Regions from separate parts of the Homo sapiens genome. Here regions 2 and 3 are each linked to region 1. A link is an interaction called in ENCODE POLR2A ChIA-PET data of the cell type or tissue named here. Cell type or tissue: CD4-positive, alpha-beta T cell. All regions are shown on one strand. Region 1 overlaps ARHGAP21 (Rho GTPase activating protein 21). Region 2 overlaps PRTFDC1 (phosphoribosyl transferase domain containing 1). Region 3 holds the start of PRTFDC1 (phosphoribosyl transferase domain containing 1).

The links. ChIA-PET counts read pairs that join two places held together with the same protein. Peaks named below come from ENCODE experiments on the same cell type or tissue, not always from the same donor. Only the 100,000 strongest peaks of a DNase experiment are listed, where the experiment ranks them.
Region 2: POLR2A ChIA-PET joins it to region 1 with 10 read pairs; 4 of 35 experiments call an interaction of 5 or more read pairs at or near these places.
Region 3: POLR2A ChIA-PET joins it to region 1 with 12 read pairs; 7 of 35 experiments call an interaction of 5 or more read pairs at or near these places.

Annotation. Positions count from the first base shown.
Region 1 is chr10:24,620,781-24,624,780 of GRCh38, reverse strand. It overlaps ARHGAP21 (Rho GTPase activating protein 21), which reads left to right. Exons shown (of 26, transcript NM_020824.4): 8 at 2,019-2,048; 9 at 3,412-4,000. Among named protein-coding and RNA genes, the nearest start is that of ARHGAP21, 100 kb to the left of the region's middle. In CD4-positive, alpha-beta T cell, no CTCF peak of the experiment used is centred here; DNase peaks (open chromatin) are centred at 1,630 and 2,440; H3K4me3 peaks cover 1,247 bases; H3K27ac peaks cover 1,840 bases.
Region 2 is chr10:24,882,581-24,886,580 of GRCh38, reverse strand. The region is part of intron 3 of PRTFDC1 (phosphoribosyl transferase domain containing 1); the gene reads left to right. Among named protein-coding and RNA genes, the nearest start is that of PRTFDC1, 68 kb to the left of the region's middle. In CD4-positive, alpha-beta T cell, no CTCF peak of the experiment used is centred here; no DNase peak of the experiment used is centred here; H3K4me3 peaks cover 77 bases; H3K27ac peaks cover 1,476 bases.
Region 3 is chr10:24,950,787-24,954,786 of GRCh38, reverse strand. PRTFDC1 (phosphoribosyl transferase domain containing 1) reads left to right here and starts at 2,181. Exons shown (of 9, transcript NM_020200.7): 1 at 2,181-2,259. The coding sequence starts at 2,212. It also overlaps a transcript of THNSL1 not described here. RefSeq lists a silencer at 1,831-2,020. In CD4-positive, alpha-beta T cell, a CTCF peak has its summit at 1,885 (motif pointing right); DNase peaks (open chromatin) are centred at 1,906 and 2,286; H3K4me3 peaks cover 1,411 bases.

The sequences.
Region 1 (4,000 bases):
GTAAAGTATCCATTTGGGCTTAAAGCCTAACTAAAATTCAAAATTGTTAATACTGAATATGTAATTCTTATGACATTGGTTTCAAAAATAATATTCCTCCCCAAATTTGAATAAAGGAGATAGCTTTAAAATATTAGTTCTACCCGGGCTCGGTGGTTCACACCTGTAATCCTGGCACTTTGGGAGTCCGAGGCAGGTGGATCACTTGAGGTCAGGAGTTCGAGACCAACCTGGCGAACATAGTGAAACCCCACCTCCATTAAAAATACAAAAATTAGCTGAGCATGGTGGCTCATGCCTGTAATCCCAGCTACTCAGGAGGCTGAGGCAGGAGAATTGCTTGAACCTGGGAGGCACAGGTTGCAGTGAGCCAAGATTGCGCCACTGCACTCCAGCCTGGGCAACAGAGTGAGACTCGGTCTCAAAAAAAAAAAAAAAAAAAAGTTCTAGAACAGCATTTCCCAGGCAGATATTCTAATTATTTTAAAATCTCTGGGGAAAAAAATGGGTTCCCTGGCGAGTAAGTTTGTACTTTTGAGTTTCACAATGTACATTTTGTGAAAAATGTTCTTGAATGAATTCATATTTTATCTCAACCATATCTGCTTACATTAGATAATAGTACTGCATGTGTGAGATGTTCACTGTTAATGCCTGCATTTGTATGGATTTCAGGGCCCCTTGTGATAACTTAACTCAGAAGTGGGGACCTGTGACTGTAATGTAGACTATTTAGCATTTAGAATTGCCATACAGGAATATTAGAGATGTCTGAAGTATGTAAAATATTCTCAAGTTTTAATAGTTCCAGCCGTATACTTCTATTACTAAACAGTAATATTTCTTCCCAAATTTGAATAAAGGAGTCATCTTTAAAATATTAGTTCTAGAATAGCATTACCCAAGTAGATATTCTAATTATGTTAAAACCTCTGGGAAAAAAATGGCCTCCATGGTGAATAAGTTTATATTTTCCTTTCGAATTTCACAATGTACATTAGTGTCGTCGTGGTTTTGAGAAATCAAAAAGCTTGCCAAGTGGCCCTACATCATTGACCATAGGGACCTCCTCTCCCCCATCCTCCTTTTCAGGTGGTATATAATAAAACTACACAAGGATGTTGTGGGAAATGCTGTACCAGACAGTACAGTATTCTCTCATCCAGACACAATTTTCCTATTGCAGAAAAGTATTGGTATGATTCTAATCAGCATGGAAAAGATAGACTTGGTGTGTCAATGCACACACCCAAAATGCATGTTGGGATTAACTGTATTCATGCCATAAAAATACTATGTAGACATATTTTATTTTATATGGCTAGCTTTAATTTGTCACTGCATTCTAGTCTCTGTTCTATAATATTTATTATAGGTTAACAAGAATTACTCTGGAAGTAATATTTTTATGTCTATCCAGTAGTTATTTTTGCAAACTAATACAATAGTACAAAAGGCACAGTGTTGAAAGATCTTAATTTTTGAGTGAAACTTACTTAAAAGAAGTCATTTTCCCCCCTGAATCTTAGTGTAAAGGCAGCTGCAGTCTGCTGACAGCTTGTGGTTATGCTCTGATTTACTGGGGAAGGAGGAGGTTGTACTATTTTAAATGCATAATAGAGCATTCGTTTCGTCATCTGGAAGCAGAGATGGAAGAAGCTGGGGGGAAATGAGAGACATCACTGTTGCTTTCGTGGAGGGAAGCTTTGTAGCATGTTATCAGACAGCAGTGCATATTGAAGAAAATATCTGTTAGGAATGCATGTCACCAGATGTATTTTGCTTTCAAGAATGGTAGACACATCAAACAAGAATCAGATAAAAGCCTGAGAAAAAGATGTTCAGAAGAATACTGGAGTTATTCTTTATGCTTCACTGCCCTTTACCTCTCTTGGTACCTTCCAGAGAAACAAGTATAGATGTATTTTTAGCTTGCCGTTTCCAGCATCAATATGACAACATGATTTTGTCTTTATATCAGTAAGCAGCTTCTACTATGTTTTCCTATTTTCTGCTAGCTACAGTTTACAAAGGATGTCACAGCACTGGTAAGAAATGCACAGTAGCCATTTCCTTGCTTTTTAAGTCATGTTTTGTAGAGATTTGTAATAAGCCAATCTATTAAAAACTGTTCACTTTTGCTTAGAGAAATCCCTCTATCGTGTTAATCTTACTAATTTGCAGAATACGTTTGTGATAGATGGTTTGCCATCCTTATTTTTTATTTTTATGTTTGGTTTTCTTTTGTATCCTGTACATAACTGATGCTACAGCGTAATATTTATCTGCATCAGTATATATATATATATATATATATATATATATATATATATATATATATATATATGTTTTTTAAGTATCTCACCCTCTTCCTGTCACTACTACTTTGCTGTTACGTTTGTGGCTGCACTTGAGCTTTGCAAGCTGTCGAATGCAAAGAGCAGGATGTGATGATAGTCTTGAGTTAAGCTTGTTTTGATTAGGGGAAGATGTGTTACCACATCTGTCTCAGATGCTGAACATAGTCCCTGTGTTGCACTGATGAGCTCTGTTTTGTAAAGTCTCTATAGTTGATTTCTGTTATTCTTAAGGCTTTAAAAATATTGCTGAATAATTTTACAAATAGTTGATAAAAAACTATTTAGGCTGCATGCCTGCCTGTTAGTAATAGAGAAATGTCTCCTTATAATAAGTAAAGGAGACCAAATAAATTTGTATGATATACTTTTGCATTAGCTTAAAATAAAAATATAAATTATATACAGAACGATGAGTTACCTTTTTTCATGTTTTTCTGCCTTTATTATATGTGCTTTATTTCTTAAACTTGCATATTATCTTACTTTAAATATTAAAATACTTAGCATGGCTGCTGAAGGTCTTAATTTGTCAAAATGGATTATTCTTAGGGACTCTGTAATGGTTAATTGACAAGATGCTTCAAATAAATTAGACTTAATTTATTATAGTAGTAGTACTTAAAATGCATTTAAGATTTTTAATATTTTCACCTTTTCTCTGGCAAAATACATGAATCTTCCTTTGCTGGGATTTATTTGGCAGCCATTTAACCTGTCAACTGCTGAAACTCAGAAGGCTTGAATGGGGAGAATTTTAGAAGTAATGTGGGTACATCTAATTGGTTGGGTAGAAATTTGATGAGTTTCACATGTTTTGAGCAAAGAGGTGATTGTAATTTGTATGTGTTGCAGATTCTACAGTTTATTTGATTTCTGAGAGACTAGCTCTTTCTAGATTTGTAGAGTACCCTTATGTTGTGTTTGCATGCATGCTATAGTGAATGTCACTCAGGAACGAGGTAGGACATAGATAAAATAGTGCACTGTAAAAATGGAAATTATTATTCTTTTTATGAATTTCCAGTGACACCTTCCTCTCATTTCTATACAGGCATATTCTCAAGATGCCTACCTGAAAGGCAACGAAGCTTATAGCGGCAATGCCCGCAATATACCTGAACCTCCACCAATCTGCTATCCCTGGCTGCCATCTGCCCCATCAGCCATGGCACAGCCAGTTGAAATATCTCCTCCTGACTCATCATTGAGCAAACAGCAAACCAGTACACCAGTACTGACACAACCTGGTAGGGCCTATAGAATGGAAATACAAGTGCCTCCATCACCAACAGATGTTGCAAAATCAAACACAGCAGTGTGTGTTTGCAATGAAAGTGTAAGGACTGTCATTGTGCCTTCTGAGAAGGTTGTAGATTTGTTATCCAATAGAAACAACCATACAGGTCCTTCACATAGAACTGAAGAAGTGAGGTATGGCGTGAGTGAGCAGACCTCTTTAAAAACAGTGTCAAGAACCACATCACCACCATTATCAATTCCCACCACTCATCTAATTCATCAGCCTGCAGGCTCCAGATCACTGGAACCTTCTGGAATTTTACTTAAGTCTGGAAATTACAGTGGACATTCTGATGGAATCTCAAGCAGCAGATCTCAAGCTGTGGAGGCTCCCTCTGTAT
Region 2 (4,000 bases), 260 kb before region 1:
ACATACAGAATCACAATCTGCACAAGTGATCCATGCACAGTGGAACACACTAGAGTGCAGGTCACACTGAAAGGCAGATTGTGATCAGGCCAATACGGAAGCTGCCGAACCTGTTGGTCAGGTGGAGGCTTTGGAGCAAGATGGGGTCGTATGTGAAATCTCCAGCCTGGCTCCAGCAACATCACTTCCCAGCTGTGGGAACTTGGGCAAAGTTACTTAACCAGGTTACTTAAATTGGGGTGATAACAGTACCTGTTCCTTGTCTCATAATATTTAAAATAGACTTCATTTTTTCAGAGTAGTTTTAGCTTCACAGCAAAGCTGTCTGGGAGGTACAGGATTTCTCATATAGCCCCACATAGACTCCCCGCTTATCAACATCCCCTGCCAGAGTTGAACATTTGTTACAATAAAACCTACATTAACACATCATTATCACCCAAAGTTCGTAGTTTGCATTAGGGTTCACTCTTGGTGATGTATATTCTATGAGTTTAGATCTGTATGATGATATCAATCCACTGGAGTAGTATCATACAAGATAGTTTCACTGCCCTGAAAATCCTGTGTTTTTCCTCTTTCTCCCTGCCTCCCACCTAACCCCTGTTGACCACTGATCTTTTTACTGTCTCCACAGTTTTGCCTTTTCTAGAACGTCATTTAGTTGGAATCTTACAGTGTGTGGCCTTTCAGAATGGCTTCTTTCACTTAGTAATATGCATTTAAGTTTTCTTCATGTCTTTTTATGGCTTGATAGCTCTTATTTGCACTGAATAGTAATACGTTGCATAGATGCATCATAGCTCATTCATCCATTCACCTACTGAAGGACCTCTGGGTTGTTTCCATAGTTTAGCAATTACAAATAAAGCTGCTGGCCAGGTGCGGTGGCTCATGCCTGTAATCCCAGCACTTGGGAAGCCGAGGCAGGCAGATCACTTGAGGTCAGGAGTTTGAGACCAGCTTGGCCAATGTGGTGAAACCTCATCTCTACCAAAAGTAAAAAAATTAGCCTGGCATGATGGCGCACATCTGTAATCCCAGCTATTCAGGAGGCTGAGGCAGGAGAATCACTTGAACCTGGGAGGCGGAGGTTGCTGTGAGCCAAGGTCATGCCACTGCACTCCATCCTGGGCAACAGAGCAAGACTCTGCCTCAAAATAAATCAAGCTGCTAGAAACATCTAGGTAACTTTTTGCAGACATAAGTTTTCAACTCATTTGGATAAATATTAAGGAGTGTGATTGCTGGATCCTGCCTCATAGGACTGTGTTAGGATTCATGTAAGTAATGTGCTTACTAATGTGCCAGGCACTTGGTAAATTTAAATGCTCAGTAAATGATTCTGAGAGTCAGGCTTGCCCCTAACATTTATGGGTCCCAGGACGAGAATACAAAGGCAGATCCACATACCCTTTGCTGAAATAGTTAAGGTTTTGAAACTTGATAGCTTTGTTCATGGCCAAGCTCAGGTTTTCACTTGACCTGGAGATTGACTAAAGGAGCCAGGCTCATCCCTCCAGGCTGCAAGCCCAGGCAGACATGGTATCTGCTGGGCAAGGCTGGGCATGAGTTGAAGACAGGGCCCCCAGGTGGGGACAGGACCCTCCTGCACCCTGGATGGGACTGATCCAGGAAGCTCTTAATAGCACTGAGAGTCCTGGGTCCTTCTCCTCCATGTCCCTCTTTTCCAACTCAGATGCCTCCAAGACTATACCTTCTGAGCCAGGGGCTGAAGGGAGCATCATTATCTGGGGAGGCCGTCCTGCTGAGACCCCTACCCTGGTTGATTTAGGATGGCCAATATCCCTTTCTCTTTGCCTGTTTCCCCAGGTAGGCTGTTCTTTTCTCCACCACTGCCCCTAACTCTACCCTGCAAAGAGGAGGGCAGGCCTACTTCAGCATACATGTCCTCTTGAATAATTCCATTAGCTCAATCTGTTACAGAACTTTCTAAAGAAAATCTTCTTCATAAGACCAAAAAGAAAAACAGCAACAATAAATGTCTTAGTGTTTTGGTATTTGTGATATGCAGGGCTCCTCTTGCCTGGCTCTGCGGGTGGCTCTGCCCATTGTTATGACAAAACCAGACTTTTGCAGGCATGGGAATCTTCAGAAATATTTTGAGCTGAGAAGTGACACACAGAGCTCAACTTTTTGGGCCCAAATACGGTAGCATGGACATGAAGATAGATTCAGTCAAATGCTGGAAGGTGGGTGAGTATTCTAGAAGTTTCCATGGCTCCATGGCACAGAATCTGCTGCCACTTCTCTCCCTGGGCCCTTCCTCAACACCATGTCATCCTCCTGGCAATCTTAAAACAGTTTCATGAGAGCTGGTTTAAGATGTTGTTACTTTTGAAAAATCATTTTCATTTAATTATTTAAGTGATAATTCTAAATCTTCCTTTTTTTTTTTTAAACAATTGTGTGGAGAAAATCGTCTCTTGGCCGGGCACTGTGGCTCACACCTGAAATCCCAGCACTTTGGGAGGCCGAGGCAGGTGGATCACCTGAGGTCAGGAGTTCTAAAGTAGCCTGGCCAATATGGCAAACCCTGTCTCTACTAAAATATAAAAATATACAAAAATTATCCAGGCATGATGGTGCATGACTGTAGTCCCAGCTACTCAGGAGGCTGAGGCTGAGAATCGCTTGAACCCAGATGACAAAGGTTGCAGTGAGCCAAGATCACGCCACTGCACTCCAGCCTGGGTAACACAGTGAGATTCTGTCTTATAAAAAAAAAAAAAAAAAAAAAAGGTCTCTTAAGAAATGATCACCGCTAGGATATCATCAACTACATTTTAAAACATAAACTTTGCTGGAGTCTTTGGGGAGTCTTTGGGGTCATTCAGATGTGTCAAGAGGCTCCATGTGTTTGTCCCTCTGCCTCATGATTTAAAAACATAATTTAAATCAAAACAAGAAGTCCATACCAAGGTTCAAAACAGAAGGATATCCTGCTTCAAGGTTTCAAACAAAGTTCATGTAAAGCAATGCGGCTGAATCTGTTTTTAAACTGAGTTTCCTCTTTTCCTGGGGTCATCTATAACTAAACTGAAATAAAGATCCATTCCCTTCTCCCCTCCCCTTTTTCCTTTTTCGTGGTGGCCTTTCTTTCTTCCCACTAGCCTGTAGCTTCTTCCCATTATTGTGTCCCTCCTTCTGACCCACCCTCCCTTTATTTCTCATAAAGAAAAGCGCCTTTCTCTGTGCAGTGGGGATTAGCTAACCAGGACCCCTTTTGGAAACTGGGTGGAGTAGAATACCAATCACAATACAGTGATTAATCATTGTCATTAAACAGAAAGCCATTTTGTCTTAGAAGAAAGTCACATCATGTTTGGAGAGTTAAGCACACCAAAGTCAGGAAATGCAAGATGGATGTGTACTTTCAAATGAGCTAAATTGTATAGATGAACATATATATATAATATTTATGTTATATTATATTATTTATAATTATAATACATTTATATTTATATTCTATGTGTTTATATATAAATATTGGTATATATAAATTATGTATATATGTTTATATATAAACATATTTGTATATATGTAATTACATATATATAGATACAATTTTTTTCCTGGCTAAAATTGCTAGTTTCACTTGAAAACTGTATCCTTTACTCATTATCCAATGAACTACTGGTATTAAAATATCAAGAATTCATATTTTTATATTTTCGGTGTTCAGAATTCACATGGCCTTTTGCATTTAGATTTTTTTTTACTTTTTTTATTTGTTTTTTTAACATTTTGAGGATGTGGGGCATGGTGGCACACACCTGTAGTCCCAGCTACTTGGGAGGCTGAGGTGGGAGGATCACTTGAGCCCAGGAGTCCAAGACCAGCCTGGAAAACATAATGAGACCCCATCTCTAAAAAAATAAATAAAAATAAAAAGTATATATTAAGGAGGCTTTTCAGGAACTGAGATAATAAAATAATAGTAATAAGAATAAAGAAATGTAGTTTGGGTGGGAATCAC
Region 3 (4,000 bases), 330 kb before region 1:
CGAAGTGTAATCAGACCGCACAAAGTATTATCAAAATATACAAAGATAATAAAATGAATTAGATTTTTAAAAACTATTTACTCATCATTCTGTGCCCTTTATAGGATGACCTATATAAGTCTATGTAGGATGTTCTTGAGCACACATTCATAAGATTCCTGTTGTCTTTCAAGCAAGTTACATTTTTCACTGTGAACTTGTTGGATTTTACGTTTAAACTAATAGCCTTTCTAAGGGAAGAAGATTTATCTACCATTTCCCTTACATCTTCCGCAGTGTCTAGGCTGGAACCAAAGTTGATGCTTTTTGACTTCTGTATGGCAACTACTCCTGTGACATATTTTGAAGTTCCTGGTACCCCCCAATCTGGCCCTGCACCCACACTGAGCCTCATGGCTAAGTTTTGATATCCAAGCAGTAAGATGGTCTAGTGGAATCCCCTAAAGCATGGGTCATGAGCCACCCACATCACACCCATCTGGTGTCTCTCAGCAGGTACAGGATTCTAGGTGCTTCCACAGATCTTCCCCACCCAGTGAAGCTGCATTAACCAGCTCCCCAGGAGAGTCTTGTGAACTCTAAAGTTTGATCATCATCCTAATGATAGCACTTTTCTGCTCCTGGAAATTTTAATGATGTTGCTTGTGAATATGGTTCCTGGGCCTGGTCTTTGAAAATGAAAATAAAAGATGGTGCTTGACTTTGGGGAAAAGAAGTGAGATGCAGACTACAAAAATGGCTCAAAACAACGCCCTCTCACAATTACTAGGAGAAAATGTTTACCCGTGTGCTGAGAAACAACACCCCCCATTTCTGTAAGGCAGTTGCCAAGCAGATGCCTGATTTCAGGGATCTCTGGAGCTGCACCCTCCAAGGCGCTGGCGCTTAGAAACGACATGAAGAGCCAGCCCTGCTGAGCAGGACCAGGGCGCCAAGTCTGAATGACTAATATTTTTCCAACCTAGAACGTCATTAACCGATTGATAACTATTTCCCCTTTAAACTAGGCAAAATCAGCATTCCTCTCCCCTCTGTGTGCCAGAATTCGAAGATGAACAAAAGACGCCTGCATCAGGAAAACTGTGTTAAGTTCTCTTGGATTCAGGGCTTCGACCCGAATTGGGCTGAGTGAATGAAGACGCTGGTGAGATGTCAGGGACCTGGGGAATGAAGACACACCCAGAAAAAGCAGGAACCTACAGGAGTGGACAAAGAACCGGAGCATAGGCATGTGAGAGGGGTTGAAATGAACAACAGACTCATACAAGAAGGATTTCTAATCAGAAAAGAGCGATTGCTTTAGTAAAGCTGCAACCTGGAACAATTACAATCTGACCAGATGTTCTTGCAAAACTGGTAAAGCAGAGAATGTGTAAAAATCTCTCCCCCTCCTCCCCTGAATGCAGTTGACGAAAGGCCGAAAGGCTGGATCCTCAAAGCCCAGATCTGATCACTGCAGATCCGGGCCACCCTAAAAGCAATCGGGTGTAATCTTTCCAGCTCCAGGCCCTGGGATGAGGGAGGTGGGGGAAGGTGGAGAAAGGTGGAGGAAGATGGAGGGAGGTGAGGGGAGGTGGAGGGAGGTGAGGGGAGGTGGAGGGAGATGAGCGGAGGTGGAGAGAGGTGGGTGGCGGCTCCAAGGTTTGAAAACACATCCAGGACACTTCCCATCCTCCAAGAGCACGCTGGCTCACAGGCTCTTTCACGCTTCTGCTTGGGACAATCGCGTGCATGAAATCTGGCAGGGAGGAGTCAAGGAGATTGTTAGCCCGAGGGCTGGGACGGTGGATCTGGGAATCAGGGGCCTGGGGGACACGTTCTCTTCCTGCCGCGGGCTTCCTGCTCCAGAGTCCCCGCGGGGCTTGGCGGCGGGGCCGGGGGCTGCACGCGACCATCCGGCAGGGGGCGGCGGCGACAGCGGCGGCCGCAAGGGACGCGTCCGGGGCCCGCGCTCAGGGGGAGCGGTAGCGGCTTGGCAGCTGCTCCCCGCGCCCCCGCGGCCTAGCCAGGGGAGGGGGCGCAGCGCCGGGGCCATGGATCCGCGTCAGGCCGCTGCTTCCCGCCGGCGGGCCCGGGGCGGGGCGGACCCGTCCCCGTCCCCGTCCCCGTCCCCGTCCCCGTCCCCATCCCCACGTCCCATCCCCCACGCAGCCTTCGCCCTCCCTGCTCCTTCCCGCGCCGTCTTCCCTTCCCGCGTTCCCCGGGAGAAACATGGCCGGGAGCAGCGAGGAGGCGCCAGACTACGGGCGAGGCGTCGTGGTAAATGCAAACTCCCTATTTTGGGGCTCGGCCCGCTCCCCTCCCTCCCTGGCACCCTGCTTGTAGATTAAATGCTTGCCGTGCGTCGGGGGAGAGAGAGGGCCACCGCTTTGTTCTCCCTCCCGGCGGGGATCGCTTCCATCCTCGGACCCGGGCCTCCTCTCCCCGCCCCCAATCTGACGAAACTCTGAGTCCCGTCCCTTCACCCCGAGTTCCCAGCGTCCCCCCGTGTCCTCCGGCCGGTAGCTCGCTCCTGCAGCGTCCCGCCGGCGCCCAGCCGTCCCCATCCCCGCGAGCCACGGGGAGTCGCTTCTGCGAGCCCGGCAGGGCCCCAGAGACCCCCGCGTGCTGCTCTGGAGGCCTCCTTCTTCCTGGGTCTCCTCTTGACTCCTCCAGGGCGGGCTTCAAGTTTTGTTTTTAAAAAGCACACTGAGGGGTTTTGAAGGCAGCTAGGAAATAAAGTAGCTCAAGTGGACAGAGCTTGAGATTTGAAGCCTTTGGTACCCAGGTTGGGGGCTCTCTGGCAGTGGAGGCCTCTGCAGGAGCTCTAGGACACGCTGGCGGCTCCTGAGTGACCTATGGCTTGTCTGTAAAAGGGAGCAACAGCAAGCTGGGCTCTGGAGCCAATTGGGAGGATGCATGTAAAATATCTAGCAGTGTGTCCGGATGGGAGGGTGTGGGGTGCTGGTTTCCCAGAACTGAGCCTCATTAACCCTGAGAATCCTGACGGTGTCAGCCAGAGGGTACCCATCTCTCAGTGTGCTAGGATCCAACCCGTTCTTGACCTTGTGGCCACGTCCTCCCTGCTCCCTGAGAAGTGGTTTTCCTAGAAGGTGGTGGTTATAACTTGTGTCAGGTTCAGTGTGAAACTCAATGGTGGTGAGGATGGTGGGTGGGGCTAACTTGCCATCTCTTTCCAGGGATCAGCTTGTCATTCACAGATAATCTGTTTATGAATATGAATGGCCTGAACTAAAGTAAGTGGGCTGGGGAGGGAAACGTGTCACATTCAGACAGAAGGGTCAGGTTGAAATGTGGGGCTCAGTGCTTAATTTAACAGCAGGACCTTTCCTTCTGAAAGGATGAGGAGTTGATTTATTCATTCCACACGTTTATTGTCCTGCTGGGTTGTAGGAGGTGCTGTAGGCTCTGGGGTGCAAAAGACAAAGGCCTTGTCTTCATGAGCTTGCGTTCTAGAGAAGACATAGGCAAGCAGTGTGTAAACAAATAGAGAAAATTTCAAATAGAGATATGTGCAATAGGAGGAGGGTAACAGGATAGAGGGTAATTGGAGGAGAAGGGGGGAGTGATGCTTTTGCTCAGGTGGTCAGGGCAGCCTCTCTGCGGTGACCTTTGAGCCAAGATCTGAAGGGTACACAGGAGTAGCCATGTGGACTGCAGGCAGAGACCCGCATACCAAATGCAAAAGAATCATTGTATCCGATTTATGCTTTTACAAAAACCATTCCAGTTGCCCCAGGAGGAGGGGCAAGCCTAGCGGTGTGATGGATGGGAGGGGGACTAAAACGCAAAAAGGGCAATCATTAAGTTCATTCTGGACAAATTGAGTTTGTAGTGCCTGTAAGGCCCACAGGTTGGCCTGCACTGTAGGCAATTTGAAATTCACATTTGGAATTCTGGAGAGTGATTGGAGAGATTTGGAAGTCATCAGCAAAAAGAATAATATGTAATGTTCGGGAGTGCTCAGTGAATATGGAAAAAACAATTAAAGCAACTGTTA